2 separate regions of the Homo sapiens genome follow, and region 2 is linked to region 1. Evidence: chromatin contacts called from ENCODE Hi-C or POLR2A ChIA-PET data. All regions are on one chromosome and are shown on one strand. The core of a region is the stretch at or near the end of the contact, and the rest is flanking DNA. Distances in the headings are between cores, read along the strand shown.

The links. Hi-C counts contacts between places; a loop is a spot of excess contacts on that map. ChIA-PET counts read pairs that join two places held with the same protein, here RNA polymerase II (POLR2A). Pooled maps may share reads with other maps.
Region 2: a map of aorta shows a loop between it and region 1 (13-fold over the local background). The contact joins two enhancer-like sites. A Hi-C loop is called at or near these places in 3 of 168 maps with a recorded cell type or tissue (B cell, aorta and psoas muscle), 2 of 37 single-sample maps with no recorded cell type and 5 of 50 pooled maps. POLR2A ChIA-PET finds 5 or more read pairs at or near these places in 3 of 52 experiments (H1, MCF 10A and PC-3).

The regions. Positions count from the first base shown.
Region 1 is chr4:101,187,228-101,194,965 of GRCh38, forward strand. The region is part of intron 2 of PPP3CA (protein phosphatase 3 catalytic subunit alpha); the gene reads right to left. Among named protein-coding and RNA genes, the nearest start is that of MIR8066, 50 kb to the right of the region's middle. RefSeq lists a silencer at 4,565-4,859. Within about 2 kb of position 4,569, at least 23 of the 41 ENCODE cell types and tissues checked have a DNase peak (open chromatin) inside an H3K27ac peak, as active enhancers do.
Region 2 is chr4:101,227,993-101,235,730 of GRCh38, forward strand. The region is part of intron 1 of PPP3CA (protein phosphatase 3 catalytic subunit alpha); the gene reads right to left. Among named protein-coding and RNA genes, the nearest start is that of MIR8066, 9.0 kb to the right of the region's middle. Within about 2 kb of position 4,264, at least 2 of the 41 ENCODE cell types and tissues checked have a DNase peak (open chromatin) inside an H3K27ac peak, as active enhancers do.

The DNA of each region.
Region 1 (7,738 bases), core at 3,319-5,818:
TCACCTCTTCTTATTTCTGTCATTTTTTTTTTAAGATAAACTGACTGAACCAGAAGTTTGAAAATAAACTGAGAATTCTAAACAGGCTACAGAGGAGGAAAAAAGTCTGTAAGATGGCTCATTGCCACCACGTCCTTAATAAACTAAGCTAACCAGCCACAAATTATTTTCTAAGGAGCTAAAATCTTCTCATGTATTTTTAACATTTCCTCAATTCAGAGTCTCAAGTGGAATGGATATTTTATATCAATAATACAGGCAATTTAATGTCTAGCTTTCACCTACCTTTGATATATATTTAATAAATATTACCAGCTTATCTCATGAAGAAGGCAAAGCAGTGGTTGAGATTAAGCTAAGGTCCACCTTTGAAGGAGTTGGCCTTTAATGTTTAAAACATAAGAAAGAGAATTTCAAATGAATAATGTGTTTCATGCTTGATTATCTGAGAATCTCTTATTCGCCAAATGGTATCCAAATATCCACTCAAACTTTACCTTTTAAAATTAAATGAAAAATATGTAACTAGAATTTTAAAGAGGATAATGAATTTCTACAAATGTCTGTGAGCAAAGCTGAGTTCTGAAACTTGCAGCCTGATTATAATGCTTTGTAAGAAAGAATCAGATTATGCTTATTAACAAAGACCAAAGCAAACATGCATATTACTTCGAGAAAACGGAAAGGGAAACACAAACGATCCTTTGTTTGAAATGAAAACAAATGTCTGCATGTCATTTCAAAAATATTCTTCATAAGCAATATAGGATGTATGATTCTGAGAGCAATTAAAAGAACTAGGTGTATCAAATGCATACCACCAGATGGCATCTTAAATTAGATAGCACATTCAGAGATCGTGAGAGTTAATAACTGCATTTCTGGGAATCAGGTTCATGAATTCCAAGTATATCTTTTCGTATTAAAATATCTGACACAAATCATAAAATCCAGAGAAAACTAACAATAATACTATCTTGAATATGACAAAAATATATGAATCTGAAAAGAAAAGCAGTGAAATAAAATGGTGATCTTGACATCTATTTATATGAAGATAAATAAGTCATTAAAAATAGAGGCACAAGGCAAAAGAAAACTTGGTTAATCATTTGAGGCTTCCCTTATTTCTATCTAAAATTTTTCTTCCTACTACTCTTCATATTAAAATACAATGTTGTTTCATAAAAATTTCTGAAAAACACTTGATTATCTCATGGATAAGATTTTTTTTCTGTCATTGTATAATCAGTATAATCCTACTTTTTCAAAATACATTTTGCTATAAATATTATTTTCATATGATGAACGCGATCTAAAAATGTAACTTCTTAAGACTTTGTTATCTCTTTTAGATATGGATTTACATATATGTATATAGTTTGCTACATAGACCTTTTAGGGTTTAATATGAGGAAAAGAACATTGGGCTCTTTTGAAGGCTTTTCCCTACCTCCTCAACAGACTGACTTAGGTATCAAACCATTCCACAGACTTTCATGTTACTTCATAAGGCAATGCTCAGTGATGCTGCTGGCAAGGCAGACAAAATACAGGAGAAGAATAGCTATCTGACCTCCAGGTCAAACACAAAGCCAGGACTGAACTGCCTGAAGGCCTTCTCTCAGGTAATATATTTTCCATTAGCAAGGTGTGGACCTAAAAGCATTTAGTTTATATTTTTAATAATATTACACTTTATATACCAAGACAGTAACTTTACAAAATAGTAAACTAGCTGCATGAAAAATTTATATTCTTTTTATTTTATAAATCCACTAAACCACAGATTCTTCTGTAAGAAACAACTTCCAAACAGACTTGGGTGTTCGTCAACTATCTCATGTGTCTGTGTCCAAAACGCTCCACTAAGAAGACAGAAATCAATAAAATCAACAAACTCAGGAAAACAGAACAGACTAAAAAGATAACTGCTATGTAAATGGTTACACTAACACAAAGAAACACACACATATATAAACACATACTCTAGAGGTTTTCGTATATTTCCATTATATTATTATCATAATTTACTATGTACAAATCAGCCGTGCAGTTATACTAAAATTATTTTTAAATAGAATAATATCCACAAAACCATAATGCATGTTTATGTCCTCAGATGTTCAACATTTAGTAGGATAACAGTATGAAACAAAAATATTATTCAGGACAATACAGTTAATGTCATGTTACATATGGTTACTTCCAGATTTAATGACTTCATAAACCTGTAACATTAACCTCCACCCCCAAATAAAACAGAAATAGACATAGTTGAACTGCTTGGGATTTAATCCCAATTCTGGCACTTCGTAGCTGGGTAACCATAGTAAGATAGACAATTTCACTGAGCTTTAGTTTCCTCATTTGTAGAATGGAACTGATAACAGTACTTTTTTCACAGGGTTATGTGAACACTAAGAGTTAAAAAGTACAGTGTTTATGATAGTGAACGGCAAAAAAAAAAAAAAAAACAAAACCAAAAGAACCTAACAAGTGTTAGCTTTAAAACAAAAACAACTCAGTTTATCCCCCAAAAAACTATAAAAAATTATGATCTACTGTCACCATAGTGTCATACACAAAAAGAAAGCATGTTCGCTAAAATGAAAATGAAATTTTCACTCTGGATCAGTGAAAATTTTGTCATGGATCGGAACCAGTCAGTGACTGGTATTTCAGACTGTTCATTATAGTCCATACATGTTACTGACTCAGAAAGAGAATAAAATCAATGAAGTCTGAAATTATTAGGAACACTTCAGTGAGAAGATGGAATATGGATAAGATTGGAAACATGAGTATAAAAATGAATATAGCATAGATGAGATTGAAAATATGAGTATTACCTGGGTAGACCAAGGAAAACATCTACAGTTTTTTCCTTAAAGTACCTAAGAAAATATTCCTTCCTTATCTGGAGGCATTTCAGTATTACCTGAAACACCACTTCTCTTAAAGCCACGATAGTATTGATTTTAATATATTTTAGCCTTCTCCAAAAGAATTAGAGCATTATTACTGCCAGTGATTGTTTTCAAATTTTAAGAATAATAATTCTGGGGATGTTTACCTTCCTGTGAAAACAACAGGCATTGCTTTACCAAAGGTGCTTAAATATGTCATTATTTGTGAAAAGTACCAATTCATGAGAACATAAAAGGGATGTTAAAAGGGATATGTATACTGTGTCTTAAAGTAAAACAGTTATTCATGTAACCATGACGTAATTGTAATGACTGTCAAATGTTTCCCATAGATAGCGCTACATGTTTATTGATGTTAATAGAGTATTACTGATTCGTACACACAAATACTGAATTACTATGGTTCAGCTATTCTTAATAGAATACTGTATTCATTACCACTCAGCTCACTGATACCTGATTTTGAGCCCCTGGCTTACATTTTTTGTTTGATACACTGTTCCAGTAGCAACTTTCTATAGTAAACTCCCCAAGAGCTTGTAAAGAAAAGAACTACGAATGTTTTTTTCTGGGAAAAACTACACACATAAACTCTATGTCCCAAATATGCCAAGCATTCTGTTTCATCCTGCCTGCTTGTATTATAGAAACACACTTTTTATTTAAAATATAATAAATTATAATCAACAGTCAAAATAATTTATTTCTTCTACTTCTTGAGGACCCTTCGCATCAGTATTCTTTGTATGTTTTCTTCAGTAATGAGCAGGAAAACATTGTAGTCACGGGAACAAAAGCCCAAGACTTTAACCCTACAATGCAGAAGTAGAATAGTGTAGTATAATAGCTAAGCATAGGATATGTAGATAAATGCCTGTTTAAGGCAAGGTCTTCAGCTTACCCGCTATGAGACTTCAGTTTAGGTTCTTAAACCAATGAATCCCACAGTGTGGTCCCAGATCCAGAGCATCATCATTATCTGGGAACTCAGATACTCAAATTCTCAGGCCCTACTCCAGACCTACTAAATCAGAAACTCTGGAGGCAGAACTCAGCAATCTGTATTTTGTGAAGCCCTACAGGTGATTCTGATCTATGGTCAAGTTTGGAAACACTGACTCCACCTGTCTCCCTTTTCACATTTGTAAAAAGCGTTTCCAAGAACAACCTTGCAAGACCAGAGGTGAACAGATCAAAGGACTTTGGCTCTCATGCAGTCACCTTTTATAATATAATCACTTTTTTAACCAAGGGCTGAAATTAAGGAGTATATGGACATCAAAATGATGTGTGGCTGCCACAGGCTGGGACTGAAATGTGCTGACTTGCCAGCAGTGGGCTGGGTACCAAAATAGGTCTCTGGCTGCAGGACAGGCCCTAAAGATTTGGCCACTAAAATCACAAGTGGGCAAAATGCCCCAGACAAAATATTTTATCTCCATATAAACTAAGGCCACATTGCTTCATAGTGACAAATGACACTATGAGGAGAATAAACACTGATCTTTTAGGTCCCAGAAGACACCAGATTCCTATCCCTGCTTAACTCTCCTCAGAGTGCAGGCAAGGGGAATTCTCCTAATTGACGTCAGCTGCTGTAAGGGAAGGACTGCCATGACCTTAAACTTGGCCACCAGTCCACTCTCACATCCAGGAACAAAGCCAGAGGGTTCTCCTGGCAACTGCCTGACATGCTAAATGGCAGGCCCCGGCACTGAGGGAATCCTCTGCTGACCCAGGGACAAATCCCCCACTGCAGGAAACAGGCAAACCAGAGAGATTAGCAGTTTGCCCAGCTGATGCTGGCCTATCCCCTCTGCCCAGAGAGCAGAACATGAGTTCTAAATCATTCTATTCAAAAAACCTAAGCTCCCGGTCTGCTTTTGCATTACAAATGAGTGGAATGTTCTCTGCTAAGTGAAAGGAAAACAGGAAAATATGAGAACTTCAGGGAGAAATGTAAATTGGATCCCTGCACAAATCATCTTACTGTTTTCAAGAAGACTTTAAGAGATATTAACGTTTTAAATACAAACTAATCAGATGTTTTAAAATCAACTTGAACACTCATTTTATAAAAGGTCTTGTAATAAAAATAGGATTAAATCCCCCTACCCTGCCATGGCTTCCTTGAACAAGTATGAAAGTTTCCTAATCACCCCACTCTTAAGAATTCCTCCCCACCTCTTCCTACTCATCTCATCCAGGACACTATTCCAGCCACAAACATGATTATGTAACTCTCCTGCTCAAAGATCCCTTCAACCCCCATTCCCTATAGAATGGTATCAGAGTAAGTGCTGGTTATAGAGATTAATATTTAACCCTAACCTTCCAGCCTCAGTCTCATCCTCCCATCTCCACCCCACCTCTCATACCCTTCTGAAACCCTGCCTTCTCACAGCAAACCTCAAAGAACATAACTAGCCACTTTACAAAAAATACCAGTGGCTTCCATGTGCTGTTATCTCTGCTCACATCATCCTTCCCCATCTTTTTCACATAGTACAATTGTACTTATCATACATGATACAATTCAATATCATGTAATCTGTCAATACTTTCTTGGCTCTCTGCATTCCTTTTGCTGAGTTCTCACACCAGTTTTTAGGTACCTCCATTACAGTTCTTAAAAAACTTATAGTAATTATCTCTTTATGTGTCTGACTCCCTTACCTAGACCTTGGATATTCTATGTCTCATATGTTTTATCATCCATAGCCATAACTTTCAATAAGTTCTCAATGCATATTCACAACAGGTAGGACCCCAGCTATTTAATAGTTTCTTTTACTCAAAGATGAAATGTAATAATCAAGGAGCACTGTCAAGGAAATACTCATTTAGAAGATAGGAACACATTTTGGTTTTAAATTAGCTATATCCACTTGGATACTTCCTAATTTGCTTGAATACACCTAGGTTATATCCTTTAATTTAGTCAACAATTTAATGTACTTATGCTTGGTTAGATATCTGTTTCCATTTTTTCCTGTTATATTCTGAGCCCTTGGAGGGCAAAGACCAGGTCTTATTCACATGTATGTGATATATACCACCTGTACCAGGTAAATGTATAATAAACATTTCATTAAATTGGATCACCAAAATGTGTTGCCTCACTGATTTGGGGCCACAGTTTTTCAACGTTCCATTTGTGTGTTTGCAAGAATACAAAGATAAGTTCAACTACATTTTTTGGGAAAAAAATGTCAAAGAGGAAAAATACTTTTCTTTACAAAATGTCTGCAACACAGAAATAGTCTTCAAATTAAAAATCTGAAACAGCTACCAGTCTAGTCAGCCATGTTAGCTGAAAGAAAAAAAAAAACAGAACTGGCCTCATGGCCCCCTTGTCTGGATAAACTTCATCTCTACTCCTATGAAGATGGTTTGCTCACCTATCTAAATCCACACGCTAAATCCGCTTTGTGAGGGCAAGTCCACACTCCTTTACTCCCTCTCCAGACGGACAGATGCAGGGAGTCAGGGGACTAGGCGGCTTCCTGGTCCTTCTGACTTCTCCAAAATAAAACATAATGAATTTTTAGGGGAAAAAAATCCTAAATGAACCCAAACCTTTCATTGTCTTATGAACACTTGAAGAGAAAGTCTTTGTTCATTTTAACTTTAAAAAATGCTAAAAGAATGAAGGAATATCTAGATTTCCAATAACTAGGACATTAATTCCTCAGTTTTTCTTAAATGGGGGCAAACCATGGCAAATGTTAGTACAACTCTTCTCTAAACATCTGAGACTGAAACATTTTTATTAATAAAAAGTAGGAGGGAAGGACTAGAGGAAAATATGGTAGTGGCTTTTTAATTATAAAATATTGATCACTTCTTTTGAGAGTTTACATATCTACTACGCTTATTTCTGAATTCCACAAAAGAAGTTATCGGTCAGTAACTTACAGAGTAAGTCTCTGGCTTGACTTACTCACCACTGGTCCAATATTGGGTTAATGTTCCTCGAGCCAATTCCTCCTCTACCTGACCCTAAACATAGTTAATACTTCTGAATTACAAATAAGAAAAAATAGCATTGCCAGACAAAAATAAAATGTAAATAATGTCAATCTCTCTAGAATGGGAATCATTCAAGATATTTTGATAAAGAAAGGTGTAGTCTGATACTCAAAAGAGCTTATCTCTTTCTTAACAGTCAAATTCAAATATTCATTTGAAGACCAATAATTTTAAAAGAAATTAGCAATCACTAATATATATGAAATACTTTTAGATGCCCCCTTTATATCAAAAAGAACACTATTCTATGTCTAAATCAGAATAATATTTAAGAGGAAAATATTTTTAGCTTCTTCAAAAATGAAAACCTGTAAATTAAGCAAACTCCATAAAGAGTAGATCCAAAGTCTCTGGTATTAGAAGCTGTATACTATACAATTTTTTTTTCTTTTTTTGAGATGGAGTCTCACTCTGTCACCCAGGCTGGAGTGCAGTGGCACAGTCTCAGCTCACTGCACCCTCTACCTCCTGGGTTCAAGAGATTCTCCTGCCTCAGCCATCGAAGTAGCTGGGATTATAGGTGCCCACCAGCACACCCAGCTAATTTTTGTATTTTTAGTAGAGATGGAATTTTACTATGTTGGCCAGGCTGGTCTCAAACTCCTGATCTCAAGTAATCCACCCACCTCGGCCTCCCAAAGTGCTGGGATTATAAGAGTTAGCCACCGCGTCCAGCCCATACAAAATTTTTTGACAATATTTAATTTTTATGGCCTAAGAGAAGCATACTTACACAAAATATGTATCTGACCATAAGAAATAACAAAACTAAAACA
Region 2 (7,738 bases), core at 3,014-5,513, 40 kb after region 1:
TCATGTCTTTGCTATGAACAGGCCTTTTAAAGGGGATTCTCTCTTCAATGATTCAAGCTACCCAAGATGGAATAAAGTTAAGTTCTATGGCACATAAAATCTAATATGACAAATAATTTAAATAAATGCAAAATCATTTTTCTAAGTAGACAACAAATATTGAAAACACTTATGTTTCAACGAATGTTTCATGATATAAATTCTCTATTGTCATCTAAACAGAACTCTCTTTGAAATCACCATGAGACTGCTCTTTCAGAGTATACTTTCAGAGACTCTGCTATTTAACTATAATAATTCTGCATTTCTGAGCAAAAATTATTGAGGTGCTAATATGTGAAGTTTTATGAGAATTAAATCACAATTCAAAATTATGAACACATAGCATCCATAGCATATAAATTTTTATATAATTTAATTTAAATATAAACCATTTCAATCTTAGACATGGAAACTTAATAACCAAACAAATGACATTAGAGTCTTGATTAAAGGCACCATGCAAAATGGAATTTTACATTTTCTTTTTTCAAATTATTTTAATTTGGGACTCTCATTCAGTTCTTGAGAAATCACAACAAAATATCTCCATGCATATTTAGGGAAAAAAAATCTTTCATAAAAAAGGGGCTTTTCTTTCCTGCCAAAAAAATAATTTTTGTGGATTAGAGGCATGTACTGCAATTCACAAACAGCCAACTATCAAAGATTTTAACTTTGGAATGGGGTAGGGACAGGGAACCTAATAGAAGTGAACTCTATCCCCCTCTTCTTAATTAATTGCCAGGGAACAACAGTCAATGGCAAATAAATGACTGTGAAAGAGCCATTTCAATAGAAAAGATCTGGAAGTAAATACAAACTCTACAAAGATAACCTCCACCAGAAAGTTTAGTTGGTGCTGTCCCAGTAGATACTGGTTTTGATTTTCCAATTAATAAAATGTGAGGGACTGTTTTGAGAATTCATTTTTGATTGGACAACCAGCATGCAAACTCCTGTCACTCTACTTAGCACTAAAACAATAAGCTGTTTCTACAGTATTATTATATGGGTTTGCAAATAACTGCAGTGTAAAATAAAATGATCAGCAGTTTAATAAGTAAATTATATCTCTTCAATAGGTGCTGCAGGTGGTACAAGAACACAAAACATTTTTTAGGGACCAATCGAAAAAGAATTCAATACAACCTAAGTGACAAATTGAACACGACAAGTGTAATACAACTTTTATTCATTATTTTACACTCACACACACACACCAAACTACATTAAAAGAAAAATGCCTTGTGGTTTTGAATGGAATTTCAACTGTCCAGCCCCAAAGCTAAGACAGCTTGAGTCTCCAGGCTGGGTCTAAGAAGCCAGCTATCTATACAAGGTTCTGGATGCTGCTGATTCCCCTGTACAAAGAAAGTGAATATTCTTCAGAATTTAATTACCAAGTATATAAGAATCAGATAAACATTCTAGCAAAAGTGTATAATTTTATGATAGCCTCTTCTCTCTAAAAGTTCTTGTACTTTTCAAGAACTGTATTTGCTTCCTATTTTGATCTATTTATTCTTTGCAAAAGTAAACCCTGACTTGAAGAAACAACTAGGGAGTTTGGCAGTATGGTATTGGGTGAAAAAAAAAATGAATCAAAAGGCAGCATTAGTATAAATTGAGCTCTTAGGAGTCAGTCTCCACTATAACCCTTGGGCCAAATGTTGAGTTAACTGTTCCCTTCTGTACTGTACATATTCCCAGTTTCATCCACAATGGAGAGGGTGAAAAGGGCAGTAGGAATGGGGAGAGGTAGAAAAGGAGGAAATCAAAAGGTAGACAGTGCTTTGTGAGTAGCAGTTGTTTTTAAGGCAAATAGGGCAAAAAGAAAAGTGAGATAGTAACGAAAAAAATTGGGAAAGGATAGAAGAAAATGCCCAAGAGATTGGAAAAAGAGAGAGAGATATTAAAAAGAAGAAAAAACTATATTTGGAACCATTTATCACCAGTATTGAGATACATAAAGAGAGGTGGCTAGATAAATACAGTTCCTTCTTTATTAAAAAATGTTTTTTGTTTAAGGTCTCAGAACTCACAACAGTGTGATTCCATGAGATCTGGATTATTTTTTAATCTATTTTGCAGCAGAATCATAAATGCCTCAATAATTCATAAACCTTAAGTTCTAATATTTAGAAGCATTTAGTCATACGTCTAGAAATTTTTAATATGTCAACCAGATTTTTCTTCTTTACAAATATCTCTAAAATTCTATCCATCCCCACCTGCAATTCCTAATTTTTGGGCCAACATCACCTCTACTTGAATTACATTTTTCACAGACTTTATATCATTAATTTTTGTATCTTTAAAATAAAAAAAAATCACCAATAACCTTATAACTTATCATCAATTGCATCTCAATTTCAGAGGTGGAGGAAAATATTGTTCATTTTTAAATGTATGAATCTACAGCTGCAGCGAGCCATGATAACACCACCGCTCTTCAGCCTGGGTGACAGAGAGAGAGACCCGTTTCAAATAAATAAATACATAAATAAACAAACAAACTAAATAAATAAATAAAATAAAAAATGAATAAAGCCTCCCAACTGTGTGTCTGCTTCCTGTCTCATCTCCCAACTTACCCACTCCATCCTTTACTCTGCCATATAAATTACCTGCCTGTAATAGCACCTCCGAGCTAAAAGGTCACTGTGTCTTCCTTCTGCCTGCATAGGTAAAGTCTAAATTACATATTACTAGAATAGCACGCAAAGATTTTCACAAACAGAACCCAATCTGCTTTCTAGTCTCACCTTCTGCCACTCCTACATCATACCTCTATCCTGAAGACACAATGAGGATTTCTACTTTTCCTGAATACATCACAATCGTTTCAAGACTTTCTGTGTATTCTCTGAACTATTTAACTGTCTCCTTTTCCCTCCTCATCTAGGAAAATTTTACTCATACCTCATAATCTGTCTTTCATGAATCACTTTCAAAATGCAAAGTCATTCCAGGGTACACATGGGTATGGATGATTTCACAGGAATCAATTTCCAGATCCACGATTTTCAATTCTCCTCTTTCCTACAACTACCTCCTTCAGAATGCTCTTTTTGACCACTCTTCTTTCCCACCTCCACTTGCTCTTTCACAAATGATCTTCTCCAGGTTACAAATCTTACAATGATGCACTGGCCAGGGCTTAAAAACTCCTGAGCACCAAGCAACTGGAGACAACTGAGAGCTTTCCTCTAGGGGGAGAATTCTGTAAGAGCAAAGCAAGAAATGGGGAAGGCAGCAGTTTTTAGTTTATCAGGCCGCTAACTAGAGAACAGACTCCATGATTTTATCTGTAAGTCAGACTATTTATCAATGAGTCCATTTATCTTAGAATTAGGAATCAGAAATGAGATGCTAGGGAAGGAGGTATAGTTAGTTTATTTAAACTGAAAAAGGAAGTCATACTTTTTCTTACTCAAGTTAAGTCTCATTTGACTTATTGATTTGACAAATGAAGACTAGCTTTTGTAATGAGAGAATGTGGTGGGCATTTTCCAATTTGAACGAAAGTGACTATAGAAGGCTTTGATGAAAAAAATACATATAAATGCTTAAGGCAAATATATACCATAAGAAAGAAATTGTATCCTTTACAAATGCATTATAACACATATCTTGCTGCAAATACTTGATATTTGTCTGTGTCCCTCCATGGGATCATGACTAACTTATGAAACAAAATGTATGTTAGTGATTTCTTATTCATTTAAATATCTCACTTATTCTGATTGTTCAGTAAATTTCTGCTGGACTATTGGATCAGTCAGAGCTACAATTAAATCTCCTTGTTAAAAATTCCTATTAAAACACAGTAGTATTCAAACTGCTGAATAAATAAAACAAACCCTCCCAATCATAAGTATTCATTCTCATTCCTCCCTGTGAACTCCCACTGAATATTACCAGTAACTCAGCATTCTGTGCTGAAAATATTACCTAAGTACATCTCATATTTTCTATAAGATATAAGCTCCCCAAGATCAAGACCATCATCAAATTGACCTCTGTCATCACCTCAGCACCTAAACCCTACTTGACCTTTTAAAATGAATTAATAATTTAAAATAACATCAGCCTTTGCTCTTTAAAACACTGATACCTAATTTAATCTTACTGCTCTGTGTTTTGGCTCAGGATACAGAGGGTAATTCCTAAAAAGAAAAAAATTGCTGTCAGTATATGAATATGATGCCACTGACTCACCACCAAGCAGCGCAGGCATGCTGAGTTATTTTTGCCAGTAGTAATGATGAATTGTGCTGACTGAGCCATTTGGTTCCTCCTGGGACCAGAGGCACACATTTTTTTATATAGTCTGTCAGGAGTTAAAGTATAATTTTTGGCCACTGGGCAAAGTTGGAATTATTTTCTTCAAAAAAAAATTGTAGCTACTTCACACAAAGTGACAATGCTAAGAGACAAAATAAAATCAGCAAGAGTATATGCAATAGAAATAAATGCTTTATCTCTAGTTGGAAGGCCTTGAACCTGACCACCTTTAGTTCCTTCATACATGAGTCAGGTTTTGGTCTCAATACCTTATGACTGACCACATGGAAACCAAACACTTATGAGTTTAATTTTACATGCTTTCTTTTCAATTAGCTTATGGTCATACCACAGATCAGCTTTGTAGAAAAAAGGAATATCTCTTTGCATTTCCATTTCTATATAAAACCTCCTTCCTAACACTCTTGAGTTTTAAATTAGTTTCATGACCTTAAATAAAAACATACTATTATTATTTTTTGTTCTTTTATTCTGAAAATGTCAATTTTTAAAACTGATGTTTTTCCATTTTTAATGGTCTATATTCTGGTATTCTAACAACAGAAAAAGAAATTATCAGTAATAAATGAAAAACACCATACAGATTTACTAGTATTTATTAAAATAACTTCTTCATTTCTACATATTAGGCTGCTATCTACCCAAATTAATTATCTAAATATGAACTATACAAATGAGATTTTGCTTTACTTTGTTTTTTAATCTGTAACCATTTTCAAAGGAAAAGCCACCTAACTCATAGGAAAACTATAAGACACTACACCTAAAGTATAAAACAAATTAATTTCTGAAAACTTCATATTAGAAAGAATTTGAAAATGTACAGATACAAAGAATAGCTGTCTAGACACATGATTGGAAGAGTGTACTAGTAAGAAGAATTTTCAGCTTGACATTAGAGTGGCCAACCATCCTACTTTACACTTTACCTGGGACTAAGGAGAAAGTTTCCCTGGATGCAGGGCTTTTAGTGCTAAATCCACAAAAGTCCAGGGCAAATGGAACCAACTGCTCGCTCTTTGACATAGCAAGCTGAAACTTAGATCTTCAATTACTCTTTACACAACAGTGAAACTAAGTCATTAACATTTTAAAGAGAGAATAAATGCATTTAACAATTTGGTTTCTTGTAGCAGTTCAGGATAATGTTTATTTTGTTCGCATTTTTAAAGGAAAATGTAAATAAACCTTAAAATGGTTTTGATAATTCACTTCTATAAGGAATTCAGCCTATAATGTTTACTTTTCATTTTCTATTATCAAGGTAACTGGCCTCTATGTGTGATACTGAAAGTCACAAAAAAAGATAAAATGAAATAAAAATAAAACAACATGATTAAATATTTAATTCAAATGAAAACGTTTAGTCCTAATCTAGGAATTTACAGGTCTTTTTTTTTTTTTAACTTTTATTTTAGGTGCAGGGGTACATGTGCAGGTTTGTGATATAGGTAAACTCATGTCACGAAGGTTTGACATACTACACAAACTAGGGTTTGTTAATACTGTTTCATCACTCAGGTAGGAGGCGTCATACCCAATAGATATTTTTTTCTGATCTTCTCCCTCCTCTCACCATCTGTCTGCTGCTACCCTCTTTGTGTCCATGTGTTTTCATTATTTAGCTCCCAGTTACAAGTAAGAAAATGCAGTATTTGGTTTTCTGTTCCCACTTCAGTTTGCTAAAGATAATGGGCTGCAGCACAATCCATGTTCCTGCAAAGGTCATGATCTCATTCCTTTTTATGGCTGCACAGTATTCCATGGCGTATATGTACATTTTCTTTATCCAATCTGCCACTGATAAGCATTTAGGTTGATTCCATGTCTTTCCTGTTCTCAGTAGTGATACAATGAACATATATGTGTGCATATATCTTTACAGTAGAATAATATCTATTCCTTTGGGTATATACAGTAATAGGATTGCTGGGTCAAACAGTAGTCCTCTTTGAGGAACTGCCTCACTGCTTTTCACAATAGCTGAAATAATTTACACTCCCACCAACAATGTATAAGGGTTCCCTTTTCTCCACAACTTCACCAGCATCTGTCATCTTTTGACTTTTTAGTTAATAGCCATTCTGACTGGTGTGAGATGGTACCACATTGTGGTTTTGATTTGCATTTCTCTAATGATCAGTGATATTGAGCTTTTTTTCATATGCTTGTTGGCTACATGTATGTCTTCTTTAGAAAAGTGTCTGTTCATGTCCTTTCCCCACTTTTTAATGTTTTTTTTTTCTTGTAAATCGGGTCATTTTTATTAAATGCTTTAGGTTAATTAAAGTATCCATCAATTTTTATTTTTTTATCACAAAGTGGAACCAATTGCTTGGCAAATTAATAAAACTAAAAGAGACTCCAACCATTTTAACATGAGTTAAGGCAGTTCGCAGTTAATGCAGTGAGAAACTTACAGGCTCAAAGTAAAAGACGTACAAAAATAAATATTAGCATCATATAATTACCTTTTACTTAATCACAGCTTTTTTGCCCAAAAAACATTCTCTGCTGGTTCATTTTCTAACTACAAACTAATAAGAGTCTGAATATTATTCTAAAATTATTAAAGGACAGGGCTAATACAATTAGAAGAAATGTGAAGATATTTCAATAGAGTAATACATCAATAAATATTGCAAACAGGCACTCTTTACAAGTATTTCAATCATATATATATACACACTACTAGTGAGTGAATCAGATAGGTATCTTTTTAAAGATGTAAATTATTAACACATGGAAGATATTATTTGAGAGACTACTTCAAAATAAGACTTTTTAAGACAAGATATATCTGAATTTAAACTGCCCAAATTATGCACAATTTACACAATTTAAGAAACTAAACACTTTTTACAATAAGCTATATCCATCTAATTCATTTTAGGTATGGGCCTGAATTGCCTTAGGAGTAAATTTAAAGGAGAATAGCTTTTTAAGGCATCTCATTTGGGATTCAAAGAATACTACTGAGGTTGCCCACTCTTCCTGCCAACTAGTCTTCAATTTATGTCAATTCAAACTTCTGAAAGGGCTACCAGACCTATATGAGCATAAACAATATCAGAACCTAAACATACACTCACACACACACACACACACACACAGAATGGATATATAATATGTGCATTTGTATCACTGTTAGCACGGACATGAATGTAAAGCAATTTGCAATGAAAAGTGATTTCTAATTAATAATTCTCCCCTCATTAGACTATGAATTCCATGAAGAAAGATTGTTTATGTTTCTCTATAACCGTAAAAACTAAAAGGTGGCTAGGCATAAAGTAGATGCTCAGTAAACGTATTTCATTAATATAGCATATTATGGCCATTGATATCTGTCTTGTGGAATAATCATTACTTATTTGACAGTCAATCT